2 separate regions of the Homo sapiens genome follow, and region 2 is linked to region 1. Evidence: read pairs that join two places in POLR2A ChIA-PET (ENCODE). Cell type or tissue: GM12878. All regions are shown on one strand.

Region 1 (8,000 bases):
ACTAACCAAGTACAAAGATCCCCTTTCACATTCTCATCAAAAGAAGAAATACGCTTCAGTTCAAATCTGCTTTGTAACTGGTGGGACAGGAGGGATGTGTATAATAAAAGTGTTTTCCATGGCAGGGGTGGGGGTGAGGGTTCCGGGTGGGCACCTTAGAGCCATGTCACCTAGGACCCCGAAAACAAGAAAACTCATTTCACCTGCTGGCTGGGAGTCTTATTACTGCGCAGCTTCTTCAATGATTCTGTTTCACAGGTCTCTCTAACCAAATGGTATCCTCTTGGAGGGAAAGGAAGATCTTTCATCAGCTTTTCCAGTATCTTCATAGAATATCAAATGATTTGAGGCCGGGTGTGGTGGCTCATGCCTGTAATCCTCACACTTTGGGAGTCTGAGGCGGGCAGATCACTTGAGGTCACGAGTTCGAGACCAGCCTTGCCAACATGGTGAAACCCCATCTGTACTAAAAAATACAAATATTACCCAGGCATGGTGGTGCACATCTGTAATCCCAGCTACAAGGGAGGCTGAGGCAGGAGAATCGCTTGAACCTGGGAAGCTGAGGATGCAGTGAGGAGATAGCACCACTGCACTCCAGCCTGTGCAACAGAGCAAGACTCCGTGTCCAAATATATATATATCAACTGATGTGAATGCGCAAGCAAGCAATAAAAAAAATCTATCATAACGCCACCTTTCACAATGTAAATTCAGACCACTTGTCCAACTCTACTCATTCCAGTCCCTCCTGAGAGGCAATACAGCATATATGAAAAGGCAATGGGGTCAGAATGCCTGAGTGCAAACTGCAGCTGTGCCACTCGCTAGATGTGTGCCTCAAATGAGTACAGTAATAGAACCTACCTCACAGAAAATGCATATAGAGTTCTTAGCACAGTGCTTGGCACCTAGAAATTATTTGATGAATTATTTTATATTATTAATTATTCAATACTTAGTATTTCACTACAACAGCAAAACAATTGATTTCCCTTTGAGGTTCCACATATCATGAGGGAATCTGACCTACAGTCTGTAATACTTGAGACTTGAGATGGGACATGTACACGAGTTGAAATTTAAAGAGTGGTTTTTTTATAAATATATGGTAGGAAATACACACCTGTGCAGCATTAGCCATTTTAACATCAGAGAATAACCTATACACACAGAGAGAAAACTATTTCACAACTGCCAAGTTTTTTAGTATCCAATCCTGAATGACAGCTCTCAAACATAAGGTTTCAGAGGGGGTAAAGAGAAAATGTACAATTAACAACATTTACTCATGCTGACCATGCTTTAACCCAAGATTTTCGCCACACAAGTGGCAATGACCAAAACTAACTCCCCAAATGCAATAATCTCTATGAAGTTTCTCCAGACACTCAGAGATGCCTCCACCAAGCCAGCTGACTCACTACATCAAGGTGACAATCCAGTTTACCAAAGAGATCAAAGGCATCCAAAATATACTGGTAGTTCAATATATTACAAAACTAATCTTCTGGAAATATTTGTAAATAATCTTCCCCTCAGTCTACAAAGGTAGTGAAATATTCTCCACCCTCAACAAGGAGCGAGGGCAGCACAGGCTTTGGAGTTCATCTGCCTCAGGGCTGACTCCTGGTACCATCATGTAACATGGCCTTGGCCAAAGCGCATGCACCCTTCGTTGTACGTTACCTTAGAATCTGTGAAATGCAGAGGGGAAAGCCTGTCACCTAGGAGTGCTAAGGGAACTCTATCACCACCACCAGCATAATCTGAGCCCCACCGCATGCCAGGCACGACCCCAGGCACTGGGCCACAAAGAGCCAGGCGTGCTCCCGCCTTCCCCTGAGCAGCTCCAGGCCCACCGGAGAGGAGGAAGGATGGGTGGACATGCAGGGGCCCCAGGAGGGAGCGACCAGCACAGCACCCAGCAGAGAAAGCAGAGCGGCAGGCGCAGGCGCTCCACCCTCTTCCAGCAAAAGAACAACACATCAAACACCCCGCTCCTCTTCCAGCTGTCCAGAGCCTTTTTCTGGCTTCCTATCCATCTCTCGCTCCACCTACTGCAAACTGCCGCCTTCCCGACCACTCCTCTGAAGGTCACCAGTGACGAAATGACCACAATGTCAGCCCCCAGGCTTACTGGGCATTCCTCAGTGCTCACCTCAGTTGTGCATGTCTTCCTGCCCCCTGTGGAACTCTCCTCAGCTTTTCCATCGCCCTTTCTGGCTCTCTGGGTGGCTCCTCTTCATCCCTAAAGGTTGGTGCCCCCTAGAACGCCCAGGCACCTCTCCTCACCAGGCACGTGCTCCGCAGGGCAGTGTCATTGGCCTCTCAGCTGGCACCTCAGGCTGCGGCCCTTGTGCCCGCCTCAACTGCACATCCCTCTTTTCCTTCTGCTCCAGCATCTCCATCGAGCTGTCTGGAAACCATCTCAACCCAACACGTCCAAATCCAAAACCACAGCCTGGCACCAAGTACATGAGATGATCCAAAAGCAGGAACACCTTCAAAAAATCCAGCACTGTATGATTCCTTCCCATAGAGTCAGGTCAAGAACCTTGCGCTTGCAAGGTTCTTCTGTCCAGCCTTGAGGAAATAAAGGTGGCATCGGGGCTGCCACTGGTCATTTCAACCACGGGCAATGGAAATGCTACATTTAACAACTGTCCTATGGCACAAGAGGCTCAGGCCGGGCATCTGAAAGACTGGAGAAATAGCTGCGATAGCTCCTCTCCAAACTGATTTTACTGCATATTCATCTACAGCTCCATTAAAACCAATTTTTGAAAATGTTCCATTATTTTGAATTCCCTTGTACTGCTGTTCATCCCTACAATAAACGGCAGCACCCCCATGTGGGTGGTTGGTCTGCTGTCTCTGGGATTAAATTTCTCTGGAAGGTAAGCCTTATGAAAGTAGGGACTAGGTTTTGTCACTGTGGTATCCCCAGCCCCTAGAACACTCTGCCACACAGCAGGCACTGAATAGATACCCAGCAACTGAGTAGACGGCAGCAGCTATTTGATGAATAAAGGAAGTATATACACAAAGGGGCATGGTATCTGGCAGCTGCTGGCAATCAACTCAGGCCTCCCACCCACCCAACCCTGACTCACCACTCTCCTTTCCCAGGGTCTTGGGGTATGGAAGGCATCCCTCCAAATGCCTCTTCTACCAGGTTGGTGTCTGAGGCTCTCAAAGACCTCAAAGCACATGAGGCTGGGCCTGCCCCTCACTGAGCCCACTCACTCAGAGGCCCCAGGCTCTGGCTTCTGCTCCTACGCCCACCCCAGGGCTTAGCAGAGCCCACCATCTCACCACTTGTCTGCTTCCCCCAGCCCCACACACTAGCCTGCGCCCACAGCTGCATGACGAACTTCTCCACTCTGTCCTTGTAATATGGCAAAAAGGATAACTATTCTCTATGCCTGGAAGAGGAGGAAATGGCTTGATTCTTCTCCAACAGAGAGAAGCTCATGAGCATTCTGACAGTTATTTTATTAGGGCTTTCTCAGCTGCTTCAGAATGTTCTCATTGCTGAAAATCTTACCACTAGATGAATGATACATTACTACTGAAATTCCCTGAAAGAAATAACACAAGTAGACAGGTGTTAGCTTTCTAGGCAAAAGATACCTTTCATCATAATGACAGAGATTTAAACGTGGCTGCTAAGACATGAAGATGCCCAGTCCCTTCATAAGTTTAAAAAAAAAAAAAAAAAGTAAAGGTCCAGTCTTACAGACACATGGCAAAAGCCTAAAAAGCAGGTTACAGATTTTGTTGTTTTTTTCTTCCTGTGGGCTCTTAAAAATAAACTGCCCACTGATTTGCTTGAGATGGGTTAGGCACAGTCAGCTTTAACTTGAAAAACTGGAAATCCATGATAACCCTGATAGTGATACATTACCATAAACAATAAAGCAAGATGAAATATTATGAAATAGGAAACAAGAGACAGCAAAGACTTCATTTAATTCTAAGCTAAAAACAGAATTACAGGGGTATGCCACTTGGAAACAGTCTCAGCCTCAAATTAGAGAGAAAGCAGATGAGGAGCACACACGCTGAAAACCCAGACAACAGGCATGAGCAGAGCAGCGCCGAGCTTTCCCACCGCAAACAGGCATGAGCAGAGCAGTGCCGAGCTTTCCCACCGCGCAGGAACCCCAGCAGGACCGCTTACGTGAAATTTAACTTACACCCCTTGTCTAAGACAAGGTTATGAGCTAAACTGAATTTTTTTTTAAAAAGCTGTGAGATGTAGTTTTATTGGCAATTAGAAGAGAGGAATAGTTGGGGACATAAAGAGAAACTTCCCAGTACTGTACTTTACCCATAAGGCACAGTAATAATAAGGAAGAGAAGGAAGGGCGCAGAGGGTCTCGGGAGCCCTCCCACACCTGAGGAGGCCTGGGCAGCCTGGGGAGGGAGGGAAAGAAGGTGTCCGCTGAGTGCTTTCCACAACCTCCTAACACCACTGAATCTGGCTCCAAAATGACCGTGTGGCTACAAAGACAGAAATAATCAAGACTCTATGTCATGAAATAACCTCACTGAAGAACTGGAGGAGTTTTCTGCCTTACATCTGTTCTTTTAACTATGCATTACCGTCTTGATGATTTTTAGATATGCTAATTTTGGTGTTTGGTTGACAACTTTTAGCACCATAGTACTTCAATCTGGGTACATAATGAATATTATATTTTGTTGGTTTCTTACTCTAAAATTATCTCTCATCCGGCTGCCTGGATTTCCCCTTCTCTCCTACCTTCCGGCCTCCCTTCCCTTATTCTCTCTTCCCACTTCCTCGGACTCATGGATTTCTGGACTCGTAAACCCCAGCGAATCTGAGACACCGTCCAGTCTGTGCACCAACTCTCTTTCATCCAACACAAATGACCTAACAGCCACCGTGTGCTGCCTTACTCCTTCCCAGGCCCTGCAGCAGCCTCCGCCTCCTGAACCAGCCAAGCCAAGCAGGCTTTCCTCTAAATGGCTGCTGACTAGTTCACGGCCACCCTGGGTAACTATGCAATGACCCAGACGGTGGTAGGGAGCAACGACCCAGATAATGGTAGGGAGTTTCCCTGAAGAACAAATGTAAATTAATGTCTGGTGATGTGATCAGAAAATCCCAATGCCACCCTCCAGCCCTTGTAGCCCAAATTCTTGCCTCTTCTATGTCTGATAATGACTACAGAGCCAAAATACACTAAAAGCTCCTGAATTATAAGAATGTGGGCCAGGTGCAGAAGGGCTTCACGCCTGTAATCCCAGACTTTGGGAGACCAAGGTGAGTGGATCACTTGAGCTCAGGAATTCAAGACCAGCCTGGGCAACATGGCAAAACCCCCGTCTCTACAAAAAAATAACAAAAATTAGCCAGGTGTGGTGGTGCGTGCCTTAACTCCAGCTACTTGGGAGGCTGAGGTGGGAGTCACTTGAGCCCAGGAGAGAGAGGTTGCCATCAGTGAACCAAGATCGCACCACTGCACTCCAGCCTGGGTGATGATGTGAAATTGTCTCAAAAAAAAAAAAAAAAAAAAAAAAAAGAATGTGCCAGGCTCCATGGTTCATGTGAATGACTACGCCCAGACTCCCAGGCCTCCCAGGCCAAGGCAGGAGGATTGCTTGAGCCGCCCAGAATGTAAAGAGACCAGCCTGGGCAACACAGCAAGACCCCCATCTCTACAAAGAATTTAAAAATTAGCTGGGCATTGTAGCATGCGCCTGTGGTCCCAGCTACTCAGGAGGCTGCGGTGGGAGGATTGCTTGGGCCCAGGAATTCAAGGTTGCAGTGAGCTATGATCATGCCACAGCACTCTAGGCTGAGCGACAGAGCAAGACTCTGTCTCCAAAAAAAGAAAAGAAAAAAAAAAGAATGCAATTTTACATGTCTTAGCAATAACAAAAAAGAAGTCTTTTTTTTTAAATGTTACCACTTGCTCTTCAGTGGCCCTACTGACAGACAGAAAGGTGGGCTTCCAGGCCACTCCAGAGCCTGATGGCATCTGAGTTCCTGGGGGCAGGGGTTACTTCCCTAGGTGATTCTGAAGCACAACTGGGTTTGAAAACCACTAGTTTAGTGGAAAGAATGTAGGCTTTAGCACCAGAAAAACCAGGGTATTGAACAAATTTCTAAATTCTACCAGTTTCCTTGTCTATAAAATAGAGATAATGATGATGCTTTTGCAAGACTGTTGAAAGGATTGCAGATAATACGTGCAATGTGCCTTGGCACACATACTAGGAGTGCATTAATGGTAGTCATTATTACTATTACTATTGCTTTTTATTATAGCACTGTTATTTATGGCTCTTCTAAGTCTTTCTCTAAACCTCCATTTCTTTATTTGAGAGGCAAGAATGAGAAGCAGCATATCCATAAGAGTTTTGCCAGTCACTCCTGACTAGAACGACAGGCTGATTTCATGTTTCCCCAAGTATCAGTCCTATGCAGCCCACCCTTTTTGAAAAACCATGCAAGGCCGGGCCCAGTGGTTCAACACCTATAATCCTAGCTCTTCGGGAAGCTGAGGCAGGAGAACTGCTTGAGGCCAGGAGTCCAAGACCAGCCCGGGCAACACAGTGAGACCCCATCTCTGCAAAAATTTTGAAAAGTAGGCAGGCATGGTGGCATGTGCCTGTAGGCCCAGATACTCACGAGGCTGAGCTGGGAGGATTGCTTAAGCCCAGAAAGTCGAGCCATGACCTCACCGCTGCCCACTAGCCTGGGCAACAGAGTAAGACCCTGTCTCAAAGAAAAGGAAAAAAAATCCCACAATGCTCAGCTGCTGACTCACGGACACCCTGACATTTCTGCTGCCTCCTCTGCACCCAGCTGGCTGCTCTCCTTCACTGTGTGCACCAGGAGGACCACTCTCCACTTGGCCATCCTGACCTTAATGACACACCTGCCTTGCTTCTTCTCCAATCACAGAATTCCCTTTTGCCTTCTCAGGTGCCAGCCATGCCTCATGCCCCCACCCCGGTATTAATCTGATATTAGGGCTGTGCTGGCTGCTGCATCTTCCCAGGTAGGCATAAAGATGCTGTCATCACTGGATTAGCGCTCCTTATGCCTGCCATGCGAACTGCAGTCCACGAAAGCCCCCACATTCTACAAGACTGTGATAAGATACTTCCCCCAATTTTTTTTTCATTGTCCTCATTTAAAAAGAAACAAGTCATCCTCGGATAAAAGGATAATTCTGCTTCCCCCATAGTCTATCGTATCCATTAAGCACATTCCCTACACAGACATCCTAAGGACTAAACCTATTTTACACCCACGGAAAGAGCCAGGTATCTATGACAGCTCCCACAGCGCCTGTAACGGATGCTCTGACCCACGATATTTCATAAACCCTAATGTACACAGGAAAAGCTCAGCTTTGAAAGCTATACAAAAGCACTCATAAATTTCAGACTGCCCTAAGCACCCCTCCTTTTGCTAAGACACTAGCTGGAGTACCACTTCAGACCCATTATTCTTATAACGACAACCTTCCTTATGCATCTCGTCCTATCAGCCTACTCAAGCACCATGACTATTATTTATACTGAATTTTACACTAACTGCAAGTATGTTTATTAACAAGGCAAAGATAAATGTTCTTTAAAACTAGCTTTGTCTAATAAAAATCCAAAAATGTGCTATTAATTACTTTTATTCATCATTACACTATGATGAGTCTCACTATGTTGCCCAGGCTGGTCTTGGACTCCTGGCCTCAAGCACTTCTCCTACCTCAGCTTCCCAAAGAGCTAGGATTACAGGTGTTGAACCACTGGGTCCGGCCTTGCATGGTTTTTTAAAAAGGGGGGGCTGCATAGGACTGATACTTGGGGAAACATGAAATCAGCTTGTCATTCTAGTCAGGAGTGATTGGCAAAACTCTTATGGATATGCTGCTTCTCATTCTTGCCTCTCAAATAAAGAAATGTAGGTTTAGAGAAAGACTTAGAAGAGCCATAAATAACAGTGCTATAATAAA
Region 2 (8,000 bases), 180 kb before region 1:
TTGCAATGGGCTGAGATGGAGCCACTGCACTCCAGCCTGGCGACAGAGCGAGACTTTGTCTCAAAAAAAAAAAACAGCAACAGCTGATTCAAATAATTCATGTTTATATTTCATGCAAATCACTAATGTCCCTGGACCACTGCCAAGCTCAAATTCAGGTAGATCAAGTAGTAATTTCCAATACTCCCACAGCAGCAAGGAATATAAACAGCATTGTCCTGTCCTCCCAAACTCATCACTGGGGCAGGTAATTTCTCCCCATGGCAGGATATGAAGAGTTTAAAGCTGAGTCAGTTCACCTAACACCATATTCTGAATAAGGAAAACAAGATTCACTGGAACCTGACCTAGAAAGGTAAGTTTCCACCTAGGCATCTCAGCAGTTACTTTAGATTTGTACTGTATTACATGCACAATATATATATTCTTTGCAAGGTTGAGATCCTTGTCAACTGAGAACTTTCAAATGACTCTGTCACCTGGTAAGTATAGAAACAGTAATAACAGAACTGCAAAACAGAAAAGTTCTTAAATCACAATCTGGAAACTTTATCAGCACTACTAGCGCTTTCAGGATACTTCACTTTACAGAAACATAAGCACTGACGACACATTTAAATCTTTTATTCATTAAGCAATTCAATAGCATTAAAATGGATTTATCAGCCTTAACTGAAAAAATGTAAATGTATTATCATATACATTTGAGTCAGCAGCCATCTGGATAGAAAATGGAGAGAAATTTGGAACAAATGGAATAACATACTTTGATTCTGCTATATTGAAGGCTAAAAGAGTATGTGGCTAGAAAAAGTAATATATCACATTTAAATATAGTCTACTGGAAAGTAAAGTTTATGGTAATTCTTTTTACACTAATAAAACCCCAAATTATATTCTCTTTTGAATCATACTAACAAAGATACTCTACCATGAAACTAAATGAGATTTTAAGTAAAGACCCACCTAACAAAACAACATACTAAAAATAACTTCTGTATAACGACACAAAACAGTCTCTAATAATTTATATCACACAAGAACAAAGGTTTTCATGGTGATGAGATGGATTCTACACTGTATAAAGGGACTTCCATATGTTTATTCAACAAAACTCAAGGAAGATACACAAATTCTGTCCATAACAGCTATGAAGAAATCAAAATCCTGTTTCCCTTTTGTTAGATTCTATTCTCCTAATATTCATTCCTGTCACAGGGACTGCATTTATTTCCCCCTTAAAAAATAGAAATAAAAATCTGGACAAGATCTGTGGTGCAATCATTTTCAAAACACTGACCATCAACAAGGATCTTGGTCCCTGAGAGATGGGAAACAAACCAGGTGAACCCTCTGACTGCCCCAGCAAACTGCCTGGAACACATTTCCAGGCCAAGGTGCTGGGAGCAGAAACCAGGCAGAGTCTGGAAATGGAGCTGGGAATCAGAGGTCAATAAGAGGATGGTGTTTTCAGGGAAGCGTAAGAGACAGGGAAAGCCACCCAACAAGAACGCTCCTGGTATTGGCAGTCTTCCCTCCCATACTCGGCAGAGTCACGTTCAGCCTGTGTGTGTGAAGAAACCACGTGAGGATGGGGAAAGAAGCACCCAAAAGGATTAGAAGAAGAATCCTCAGGGCTCACACAGAAGAGTTCCTGCTCCCACCCGCCAGAGAGGGAAAACCACGCAGAGCCCTTGGGAGGAATCTGCCCGAAAAGTGGGCAGAATCAGTGCAGACCCTGCTTACCCTGTCCCACCTCCCAAAGCTTAAAGTAAGACCCAAAAGGATCAAGCTGTTTCCAAGTAATATGCCTGGGTCCCAGACTAAAGTTCAAGGATGTTTATAGGAATAAAAAGAAAGATACCCAGTCATCAACAAGGTAAAATTCACAATGTCTGGCACACAATAAAAATTACCAGAAAGCAAAGAAGCAAACAAAAACAAAAGCAAACAAAAACAAAAGACCCCAAATGAAGAGAAAAATCAGTCAATTGAAATGTACACAGAACAACAAAGACAATGGAACTGAAAGTCAACAATATTAAATTAGTGTAACTATATTCCACATGTTCAAAAAATATAGAAAAAATGTGCATCTTAAGGTAGAGATATGGAAACCAAATCAAATAACCCAAATTGAACTTCTAAAGCTATAAACTTTAATGATGCATGTAAAAAATACATTTTCACTTTTTCACTGGATAGATTTAATGGTAATTTTTAAATGAAAACGAATAAGCCTGAAATTGAAGACACAGCCCACAAAGGAAAAATAAAACACAAAGAGAAAGAGACTTCAGGGTAGGTCTAATATATATATTTAGTTAGAGCTGCTGTTTAAAAAAAAAAAAAAAGAGGAGACAGGATAAATATCTGAAGAAAAAAACTGACTTGAATTTTTTCCAAATTTGATAAAAACTGTAAATCTACAGATATGAAAGTCAATAAAACACAACCAAAAGACACACAAAGAAAACCACACCAGTCCCATCATAATTAAATTTCTTAAAACCAAGGAGAGAGAAAAATCTTTTTTTTTTTTTTTTTGTAAATATGTATTACATCCCTAGAAAAAGAATTCCAGGATTTTCCCTGCTGTGTGTTTTCATCTTGCTTCCTTATGGTCCATGATGCCAGCCGAGGTTGTCAGTGCAATGAAACCAAACTGGCAGGATGGAAGCAGATTATTCTGCCATTTTTCTAGATCTTTGAGTTGCACATCAAATCTGAGGCTGATCACTCCACACTTGTTTAGCCCGCCTGTGAGGTTCACAACAATTTTCCCAGCTCTGTGATCATCAATGATTTCAAATTTGCCAATGTAACTGAGTTAGGAGTTTTTCCTGCCGATGGGTTTGTGGTCTCGCTAACTTTGATGAATGAAGCTGCGGACCTTCACGGTGAGTGTTACAGCTTAAAAAGAGTCCACGGACCAGGAGAGTGAGCAGCAGCGCAGTTTACTGAACAAAGTGAAAGGAAAGCTTCCACGTGGTGGAAGGGGACCCAGAAGGGTTGCCGTTGCTGGCTCGGGTGACTAGGGCTTATATCCCTGTGTTACCCTCTCCCCTTTCTTTCTTTTTGTCCACTGAGAGTGGTTCTTTTTTCAATCCTCCCTTGGAGTGGTTAATTTTGAATCCTTCACTCGACTGGTTAAGAACTCAAAATCCTGAGTCACCGGGGTCTCTTGCAAAAGTCCCCCGGCCCAGGAAGTCCCCCCAACTCCACCCCGCATAATCCGTGCTGCATCATCACAGTGAGAAACGGGCAATGACCTTGGAGCACAGCTTAAAAAGCACCTAGCGTTTGCCTCTTTTCGGCATTGTTGATGCTCTTGAGAATGTCAGCCAGGACATCCGTGTGCACTGTCAGGCCTCTGAGCCCAAGTTAAGCCGTCATATCCCCTGTGACCTGCACATATACATCCAGATGGCCTGAAGCAACTGAAGATTCACAAAAGTGAAAATAGCCAGTTCCTGCCTTAACTGATGCCATTCCACCATTGTGATTTGTTCCTGCCCCACCCTGACTGATCAATTGACTTTGTGACAATACACCCCCTCCCAGCCCTTGCGCTTATGTACTTTATGATATTCCCCCGTCCTTGTGAATGTACTTTGTACGATACACCCGCTCCACCCTTGAGAAGGTACTTTGTAAGATCCTCCCCCTGCCCACAAAAAAACTGCTCCCAACTCCACCGCCTATCACAAACCTATAAGAACTAATGATAATCCCATCACCCTTTGCTGACTCTTCGGACTCAGCCCGCCTGCACCCAGGTGAAATAAAAAAGCTTTACTGTTCACGTAAAGCTTGCCTGGTGGTCTCTTCACATGGACGCTCGTGACATGCACCACTGTGGTGGCATGGAAAGATGGGGGGAAGAGGAGAAAAATCTTAAAAGGAGTCAGAAAAAAACACATTACATCAAGAACAATAAAATTAAAAAGACTTCTTGCCAAAACAATGAAAGCCAGAAGACAGTGGACCAGTATCTTTAAGGAACTGAAAAAAAAAAAAAAAAAGAAAAAAAAAATACAGTCAAACTAAAATTCTATATCCGGTGGAAAAAAATGTCTTTTGAAAATGAGGCAGTTTCGCACCAAAAGCACAAGTGATTTTTAAAAATGGTAAAGTTGGACTTCAGCAAAATTAAAGGTATTTTTTTGCTTCAAAAGACACCTTTTAAGCAAGTGAAAAGATAAACCACAGCCTGTGAGAAAATATCTGCAAATCATATATATGATAAAAGATGCATATCCATGATATATAAAGAACCCTTAAAACTCAAGACAAAACTCCTCCAATTTTAAAATGGGCAAAATATTTGAATAGACATTTCACCAAAAAGGGTGTATAAATGGCCAATGCACACATTAAAAGATGCACATCATTGATTACTAGGAAAATGCAAATTAAAACCCCAGTCACATCCACAAAAATGGCCACGATGCAAAAGACAAAAGATAAGTGCTGGTGAGGTGTGGAGAGGAACACCGCTTATAAGAATGTAAAATGGTTCAGTCATTTGGAAAACAGTGTGGCAGTTTCTTCAAATGTTACACAAAAATCACACACCCCCAGCAGATTCCACTTCTAAGTATCTACTGAAGAGAACTGAAAATATGTCTACAGAAAGACCTACACATGACTGTTCCTGGCAGAACTATTCAAAATAGCTGAAAAGTGGAAAGAACCCAAATGGCCATCAAATGGTAGATAAAATAAATATGTGTAGTGGTGTTTATAAAATATTGAGATACTGAATGTATGACAACAACAGCAAAAAGGCAGAGAAGGGAGAGACAGTGTGTGCTGCTGTAAAGTTCATATACTGCATGTGAAGGATGTAATGGAACTTGAAAGTAAGTTCTGATAAGTGAAAGCATATATTTTAGTAGCAGCTAAAACAATTTAACAAACAGCTAATAAATTCTATTGTTCCATGTGATGCTTCTCACTGAGTTAAAACAACTCTGCCAGTATCTAAGAAAAAGTAAAGATTTTTCTATGCCTACACTTGGATTTTTAATTATCTGAATTTCATTAATATAAAATATGTCTTGTGTGAAGAAGATGTCAGAGAGTACATGTGGGGGTTTTTGGTTCTGCGTTATGTTTTCAAGGAACAATTTAACCTTTCTCTTCTTCTCCAATCTTAAACAAAATTACAACAGTTTCCTCTTTACCTCTACACAATTGGCTTTTCAGGTACATTAACCAAACAAGATTATTTCTTATTTATCATTCAATGTGTTTTAAATGTTGGTTTGCTGCAAAAAGAAGAGTCAATAATGCTTCCCTTGCAAGAAACTAAGTAAGAGAAATGATTCTGGTACTCACGTGGTTTTGTTATTACAAGGTTTATAAAGATAAAGCTCCCAAAATAATCTACGTGTTTTAAAAATCCTGAACTGTAGGCAATCTGAACTTGTTTAAATTGCACATCTTTATTCAGGCTATTAAAAAAATAAAATGTACACAGATATAAATGAAATATAAATAGTAAAAACTCAAAATCCAAAACTAAACTACAGTTTTCACTTCATTTCTTCCCTAGTCTCTCTCTTTCTCTCTCCTAAAATCCTGGGCATTGTCAGACCTGAATGAATAATGTTTTCAAGTCAGATGCCCTTTGGGAAATCACACCTAAATTAGCCTAGCAAAATGTTGTAGAAAACCATTCCACAAGGAAAAAGTTTTCAGACAAAGAGAGAACTTCTATTCAGGTCACATAAAATCTAACCTGAACAATCAAGAGGTTTTGAAGAAGGAAAAACCACAATCAGAATGATATATGCCAATAAATGTCTTTGAGGAAATTTTTAAATAAATTCGGTAAATATTGAAATAAATTGGTAAGTCAAACTGAACCAAAAATAAGTGGGGGCAGGGACACAGTGGGGGCGTTGCCTGTGGTTCCATCTTTCAAGACAAACAAATCAAGTCTCAGTTCTCCTGAGAGCAGGAAGGATTTGGAGGGCTAAAAAGTAAACTAATATAGAATTTTCTTTTATTTATTTCATTTGCCTCCAACTCCCATCTGATATGGAAATTCTGTGATGCTTAAAAACTAAGTTCTGTTTAAACCAATAACCAAAAATGTTTTTCATTGCATAGCAGTAAAAGACATGCAGAAGATGAGCAGCTTAGAAACTCACAAGTAAAATAACCCTACATATGCTATTAAAATGCATTAAAAAGTAATTTATAGCAAACGATATGGCACAGAATTTGAGAATCAGAAGGGCTGTCAAAGATCATTTATTAACAGTTACTGCTTCATGATAGGAACTTATAAACTACGTATGCGTACACCAGCACAGTTCTAAAGAACTCGCTGTTACCAAAAAATAAAAAAAAAGGTTCTATAATCTGTGCTGTCCAATATGAGCCAACATGACTGCCACATGTAGCTATTTAGATTTCTAAAATTTGTTAAAATAAAATAAATGTACAATTCAGTCCCTTAATTACTAGCCAGTTTTTGAGTGCACAATACCCACAAGTAGCTAGTGCCTACTGTACTGCACGGCACAAAGTCTTAGGCTTTTGCTTATATGATGTGAGACTATTAGTCTGTTATACATAGTCTATACTCTGTAAACTACTATATATGGTTTTATATAATACAATGAGAAACATACTAAACTACCATGTGTTAACTATCCTCAACAGCACTATTAACAGATACCAACCAAAGTATCACTTGAAATGACTTTTTAACTTTATTTCTTTCAATAAAATCAAAATACAAAGAAACTGAAAGTTTAAAATGTCTTTTTACTGGAAAATTTTAAGCAAAATTCTAAAAAGTGACCACCTTTTTGGTGGTTGGTTTGTTAGCACATGGCTTGTTTTAAAGAGGAACATCAGAACTGTAATCAGTCTGATTTCTAAGTCCTGCAGGTCTCTCTGGCTGGAAAAGACTGACACCTGAATCCCACATATTACCAAGGGGAGAATGAGGGTTTAACTGAAAAGGTGAGACAGAAACGAAGCCTCCTATTTTAATCAATAATAATGGAAAAGCATTACGTGCTTATGGTTCTGATTTCAAACCATGCTATCCAAATTTATGTTCACATGCTTACTAAATGTTCATCTTCCACTGGTAACTAAAGAAAAATCCTTCATCAACGTGACACAATCCAATTAAAATAAATATTCTTAATAAAGTAGATCTGTGCAATTTTACACTCAGAAAAGCAAAAGCTGTGGGCACAGGGGAAGGGATAAAGTGGACAGCTCGTCCAGCCCTCAGCACAGGTGCCACCATGCAACCACTGGACACCCCTGGGCCTTTGGCTGGCCCCAATCCCTGCCCCACAGCTAAATAAGGTCACAAGCCTAGACCATTTGCTTTATTTCTGATTGTCCACTCCTGACACTGTTTGAGAACGACTATTGTGACTAAGTATACATTAACTAAAATTCCTTCCAGAATTATGTCTTGTAATTTTCATTTGAGAATTCTGGGGGAATCTCATACCAAGTAAAATAAAAAGAACTATTTTAACCTTTATGTATTATACCATTTTTAAAAAGTTTAAATACAGAACTATATGAACTAAGAAACCTATGTCCTTCCCAGCCCATGCTCACTCTGTGTGTAGGCAGAATTCTGTGATGTCCCCCAGGATTCCTGGCTCTGGGTACAAACACTAGGGCGCTCGAGCCTCAAGTGCAGGAAGGACCCGTAAATGTGTTGGGATAGCAATCCTACCATTAAACCATGTTATACAGCAAAGGTCAAGGGACTCTGAGGATATAATTAAGGCCCCTAATTAGTTAATCGAAAAGGAAATTATCGTGGGTAGGCCCGTTCTAAGCAGGAGAGCTCCTTAAAGAGGGATCAGAGAGACTCTCTGGCTGGCCTTGAGGAAGCAAGGTGCCATGAGCTCCACAGCTGCAAGGAAATGAATTATGCCAGCAACCACAGGAGCTTGGAAGAGGAACCCCCACAAGCCCTAGATGAGATCACAGCCCCGGCTGACACC

What was found. Peaks named below come from ENCODE experiments on the same cell type or tissue, not always from the same donor. Only the 100,000 strongest peaks of a DNase experiment are listed, where the experiment ranks them.
Region 2: POLR2A ChIA-PET joins it to region 1 with 7 read pairs; 5 of 35 experiments call an interaction of 5 or more read pairs at or near these places.

Annotation. Positions count from the first base shown.
Region 1 is chr6:156,792,126-156,800,125 of GRCh38, reverse strand. The region is part of intron 1 of ARID1B (AT-rich interaction domain 1B); the gene reads right to left. Among named protein-coding and RNA genes, the nearest start is that of MIR4466, 16 kb to the right of the region's middle. In GM12878, no CTCF peak of the experiment used is centred here; a DNase peak (open chromatin) is centred at 4,995; H3K4me3 peaks cover 1,918 bases; H3K27ac peaks cover 1,671 bases.
Region 2 is chr6:156,971,639-156,979,638 of GRCh38, reverse strand. The region is part of intron 4 of ARID1B (AT-rich interaction domain 1B); the gene reads right to left. Among named protein-coding and RNA genes, the nearest start is that of MIR4466, 200 kb to the right of the region's middle. In GM12878, no CTCF peak of the experiment used is centred here; DNase peaks (open chromatin) are centred at 3,298, 4,516 and 4,719; H3K4me3 peaks cover 1,330 bases; H3K27ac peaks cover 4,078 bases.